Regions from separate parts of the Homo sapiens genome. Here region 1 is linked to region 2. A link is a contact called in ENCODE Hi-C or POLR2A ChIA-PET data. All regions are on one chromosome and are shown on one strand. The core of a region is the stretch at or near the end of the contact, and the rest is flanking DNA. Distances in the headings are between cores, read along the strand shown. Region 1 has its middle 240 kb from the start of SLC16A7. Region 2 holds the start of TAFA2 (TAFA chemokine like family member 2).

What was found. A loop is a pair of places that touch in the nucleus more often than their neighbours do. ChIA-PET counts read pairs that join two places held with the same protein, here RNA polymerase II (POLR2A). Pooled maps may share reads with other maps.
Region 1: a map of B cell shows a loop between it and region 2 (5-fold over the local background). The contact joins the enhancer-like site here to the promoter of TAFA2 in region 2. A Hi-C loop is called at or near these places in 5 of 168 maps with a recorded cell type or tissue (B cell, CD4-positive, alpha-beta T cell, IMR-90 and 2 more), 5 of 37 single-sample maps with no recorded cell type and 14 of 50 pooled maps. POLR2A ChIA-PET finds 5 or more read pairs at or near these places in 1 of 52 experiments (activated naive CD4-positive, alpha-beta T cell).

What each region holds. Positions count from the first base shown.
Region 1 is chr12:59,838,206-59,841,125 of GRCh38, forward strand. No RefSeq gene overlaps it. Among named protein-coding and RNA genes, the nearest start is that of SLC16A7, 240 kb to the left of the region's middle. Within about 2 kb of position 1,471, at least 2 of the 41 ENCODE cell types and tissues checked have a DNase peak (open chromatin) inside an H3K27ac peak, as active enhancers do.
Region 2 is chr12:62,191,400-62,194,099 of GRCh38, forward strand. It overlaps TAFA2 (TAFA chemokine like family member 2), which reads right to left and starts at 1,374. Exons shown (of 5, transcript NM_178539.5): 1 at 1-1,374. RefSeq lists an enhancer at 766-1,299 and a silencer at 2,669-2,700.

The sequences.
Region 1 (2,920 bases), core at 221-2,720, 2.4 Mb before region 2:
CCTGCTGGAATTTTTGTTGGGATTGCATTGACTCTATAGAAAACATTGGGAAGAACTGACATCCAACATTATTGAATCTGGTGGAATATTTATATAAAATATCCCTCCATTTATTAGATCTGCACTGATCTCTTTCATCGAAGTTTGGTAGTTTTCCACATGTAGCTTCTCTGTGTATTTGGTGCTGTTGTAAATGGTATTTTTAAATATTGAACTGATTTTTCTTGTCCTTTAACATGTTTTACTTTTGTTGAAATGTTTTATTGTTGAAAGACTTACATGATGTATTAGATAACAAGAACGGAGGTATATGGCCATTTGTGTGAGGTTTTATGTTATTTTGGCTAGGAGTTGTACTGTGTTCAATATTTGCTTTAGCCATATGTTCCAGAGACTTCACATTCTATGAGATTCTGTTTTTTTATTCTCTACTGTCTTTGGGCTTCCCTAAAAACTCATATGTAAATAAAGTCTGTGCCTTGCAGGTTTTTTAACTGTTCTCCACTATTACTCACTATTACTATATACACTAGTACCCTGTTGATGTGGTGGTAGCAAGTATGTTAAAGGAATCCTTCTATAATCTTATGATGGGATCTTAGTCCTTTACTAGACCTGTGTTCCTGGGCTGTGATCTACACCAGTATTTCCTAGTTTTGTTCTCCCCTTTCAGGTGAGACAGAATTGCTAGATGGGAATGAAGTTGGGTAAACACCGCTCCTGTTGGGTGTAATAAAGCTCTGAGAAGTCTTTTTCCCAGGATAGTAGGTCTTTGTTATAGAGAATGTCCCGGGCATTTTTTTTTTTTCATTTGATGAGTTTAATGCTCAATGGTAGCAACTTATTGTACAAGATGACTCCATTGCCACAAGAGAGATATGTCTGCCGATAGGGTCACATATTCAGATTGGCTGGATATGGCACTATCATCCCTGGGCAGAAGGCAAAAGCAGTTAAGCCATGAAGTCTTAATACACAAGCATCATGATGCTGCCCTAATGAGAAAAGTGCTCTTTCTATGAAAGATGATCTCTCTCCTCTTCCTTTATTAGTACAATAACAGAGAGTGCAAAGGGAAAACAACATCCTAAATATGGTAGAATCATGATCACGTGCAAGAGAGGCAAATGGACAAATAACATAGAACTCATATCAGAAAGACATTATCAGAAATGTGGGGAGCCACCTGGAAAGAAAAGGCAGTCCCCAGAAAAAAAAGCCATGAGAAGCAGCCATTTTGCAAAGCCTCAATAAAATATATCTATAAATATGTACATTGAAAGTGAGCTAAACAACTACATAAGCAGAAACCAAGTTTGGTCCAACCCTTCTAATGAAAGAAAAAAACCAGTTTCAGCAAAGACAATCATGAGACAAGAATTAATTATCTACCATGCATAGAAGGAGATTAGCAGACCAAGGGCAACACGCCCTTGTAACCACCACTCTGGGCATATTTCTGAGTGAATATTTTTTCCTCTCTGTGCCAGAATTCATTCTTGCTTCAAGATCTTTGCATCTGTAATTTCCTTCTGAGAATCTGTTTCCCCCAGATATCTGAGTCATTTGATCCCTCACTTCCTGTAATTCTCTGCTTGAAAGTCATATTCTTATAGAGGCTTTTGCTTATTAACTTTTATATAATATGTTGTTAATACCCCCAACACCAGCAGGCTGGCATTTCCTCCTTACCCTTTTAACTCCTTGTTATTGTGCGTATTTCTATGTTATGTTTATAAATATTTTCTGGTGGTTTTGGATTATTATCTGCTTCCTCCATTTGTATTAGAAACATGATGGTAGACTTTGCTTTGTTAGCTAATGTAACCCTGGTGCCTAGAATAATCCTTTGCACATAGTAGCATCACAATAAACATTTGTTGAATTAATTTCAAGAATATTATGGGTTATTAAGTTTTTCTTTAGCTATACTTCATCTTCTGTTTAACATTTAAATTGCTTTTTCTCTGTTTAAATTTCAATGGTTATATTACTCATTTTTAGCAGTTCTATTTTATTACTCTCCAAATATGCTGTGTCTTCTCTGAGTGTCTTGCTTCCTAACTTACCTTGGTTAATTAATTATCTTCTGTGATCTGACAACCTCCTGTGCAGATCTCTACTAAAGCACTAATCACACTGATTTATAGGTGCCTATAAGCCCTTAAGCTGCACCTTTGCAAAGACATCTGTATTTTGTCTTTCCATCATTAATGTCTTTATTCAACAGTCATCGAATGCCAGTCAGCTATGTCTTGTATGCAATATTAGGTGCTAAAGGAAAAAAAATGGAAAAAAAAGTTAATCATAGTCATTGCTCTCAATAATTGGTTGTCTAGAACAAGAATTTGGCAATAAGTAAAACTAAGAATAGTAGTAATAATAATTTTAATATTAGTGTAATACTAATAAGGAAGAAGGAAAGAATGCCTGTTACCCTTTAATGAGAACGACTATTTGCCATGTACTGTGCAAATCCTTTCCGTGCATTATTTTTGCTGACTGAATGGGAGAATGAATGAATGCTTCATCTACTTGAATTAACAATTATTATTGCATACTTCCATGGGGAAAGCTTTTACGGTCCTCATTAATGATGGTGTTTAGTTGATTTTGTAATCCCTCTGTACTACCAGAAAAACCTATTTGAAGAAGAGCATGGAACTGGGTAGTCTGTCTTTGGAGAAGAGACTTCAGAATCACCTCAATCATGGAATCCTTTGAGGCTCTCCTTTCATACATCTGTCCACTTCTTACTTCCTTCTAACATTTCTCTAGCCCAAGACCCTCCACTTTGGGCCACTATGCCTTATTTCTGGAATTTGTCTTTGTCTTTGTATGTAGTGGAGTATCATATCTATTCTCTTTTCATTTTACCATTTGCACTTTAAAACTTCTCAATATTCATGACTATTTCTCT
Region 2 (2,700 bases), core at 124-2,623:
TGGTGCTGTGTGATCGTGGAGGGCGGCGTGTGAGTGTGGCCCTGAGCGTGCGAGTGTGCGCGCGCGTGTGTGGATGTGTTTCCTCCTCCGATGGCAAAGACGGTTCAGGAATCTGACATCCAAGCTGGAATCCCCCTGAAGCGGGTGAAGGTGAGCCTGATCCTTCTCCCCGCTTCTTTATTCCACAGTGTCAAAGTAATCAAAAGATTTGTTTACTGAGGAAAAGCCAAAGTCCCGCAGCCCTTGGCAGCGCCCGCGGTCGCCTCCTGTCCTCGCCGGATGCGCGCGGTGCGCTCAGCTCCCTGGACTGCAAGAATCAAGGCGGTCTTGCTGCAATTACCGCTCTTATTCCATCTCTGATTTGTTTGCTTTTAAGGCCGACTAAAGACTTTTCCTCTCGCCTCACGTCGTCTCTCCCTCTCACACACACACACACTCACACATCCTCCGTTCCCTCTCTCCCGCCCTCCCTCTTGTTCTCTGGGGAAAGGCAATTGGACAGAATGATTCACCTTCAGGAAAGCAGCCTCGGCCACGCACTTCTCGAGTTCCCTGGCTCTCGCAGGTACCGGGTCTCCAACGTGGCGGAGTTGCTGGGAAGCTCGGGACAGGAAGGAGGAGAGGCTCTGAGCTCAGCCGATGTCCCCCCTCCAGACGCCCGCGTTCCTCCGTCCAGGTGCCCCTGTTCCCACTGCTCGCAGATAGGTCCCCGCTGGTGCCCTCGCGGAGACTTGGCGCCTTCCACTCGAATCCACTTAGCAGCAACTCCTGGCCAGCTTCAGCCCCTCAATCCCGCCTCGAAGTGCTGCGGGCAGAGCCCCACGCAGCCCACCCGCTGCCCTTCTAGGCATCGTGGGCTGGAAGGAAGGGAAACCCGCCGATGTCCCCCTGGTAGCAGTGCCCTGGCACCGTCACCACCGAGGAGGTGCGAGTTCCAACATCGAACACAAGCGAGCAGGTGTCGCCTGTGTCACTTTGCTAAAGGCGGGAGGGGAGAAAGAAAGGAGCGGGGGGAGGGGGCCGAGGAAACAAATCCAGATCACCGGCGGAGAAAGAAGCCGTTTAGCAAGCAAAGCCTCCTCTCCGCGTCCCACCCCAGATGCTATACTGTCAAAAGACACTGATGCTAATCTTTTAGAAAGTCGCCATAAAGGGCAGAGCCCCTGCTCCACTCTAGAACCCTATTCCACCCAGCCTGGCTGTCCAGTGAGTACAGAGTGACTTGGCTCCCCCGTATAGTGCAGCGAGAATGCAGGAGAATAGGTCCTGACACTCCAGGTTGAGTTAAGCAGTAAAATGGAATGGCAGGGCCGGGCGGCGTTGCCTCGCCTCTCTCTCCCAACAGCCAGTTCTGTTAGCCCCAGCAACTGCCGTTGAGAGCAAACAACGGTCCTGCAGAAAAAGAACGAGACAGTAAAAGATGAGGAGGCAACTGGTATAAAAGCTGGACTATGTCTCCCTCTAGAGGGTCAACCGGATTAGAACGCTTTACTAGATGTAACAGACCAGTTTCTCTCCATAAAGAAAAAGAAAAAAATATCTGGTTTCAGATAATTTGCATTTTTACAAATTACAACTTCTCAAGGATTTAGACGGAGGATTTTCACTGCAGCCCTATTAAGCAAAGCCCTTGCTAAAGGAACGTCGTGATATTCATGACGCTGGAAGGTCATGTCCTTACATGTTTGGTCAAATTGGGTGTCGGTTTAAGCGCTGTGCATATGAGCTCAAATGAAGGGTCTTCTGAGGCTCACTTCGATCATGTTTGGAGATGAGCAAAACCTTAATCTAGTGATTAGAAGACTATTCAAAAATGAATAATTAGTAAGAATGAATTCAGAAAAAGAAAATCTGAAACAAAGAAAGGGAATGCTGACCCAGGAAATTTTACAAGTCCTTTACAAGGAAAGATAACTCAAGAATCTGGTTTTGGAGCCAGTTTTCATACCTCTTTTTCAACTAGACCAATAATGGTCAAGATAGCTAAATTCCTTCCAGCTCTAAAGGTCTGTGCTTTTATATAGCTGTGATTCACTGAAACCATTGACAAATTAGGTATCACAAGCTCTCTTCACCAGCTATAAAATAAAAGTAATACTACATACCATATTTACAAAGAAATATAGAATATGTGCTTCACTTAGCTATTTTATCTTAACATGCTTAGTAAATCAACCATATTTTGTATCTAAAATGCATCAAGTAATTTAATTATGTTGAGGTGGTCATTTTTATAAAAAATAGCTCCACCGATTTTATAAAGTTTTGTTACATCAGTCCAAATCAAGCTAGGTCCCATCTGTAACCTTAACATTTAGATTTTTGTGAACTTACTATTTGAGCTGGGGGTTTGCTTTCAAAATGTTTCTGTATGTTCAAAAATTGTAAAATGTGTATTAAAGTTATTATTAAACACCCTTCCATTCACTCTGAATTTCTGGAGCAGTTCTATTTTAACTTGATAATCTAAATTAGCACAGTCATAAAGAAAGAAAAGAATGTATTTTTTAAATAGCTGAGACTAGTTGAAATCATTTAAAACAAAGCACCAAAACTAAACAAGGCAAGTTTTACCGTAACTAATTGCTCTATGGCATATTTGACTTTGTCTAGTAGTATACAGCAATCATTTGTTTCCAAGGATCTCTCAGATAGTCTCTTTCAAAAGATTTATGCCATGTGATTAAATATTTCATTCCA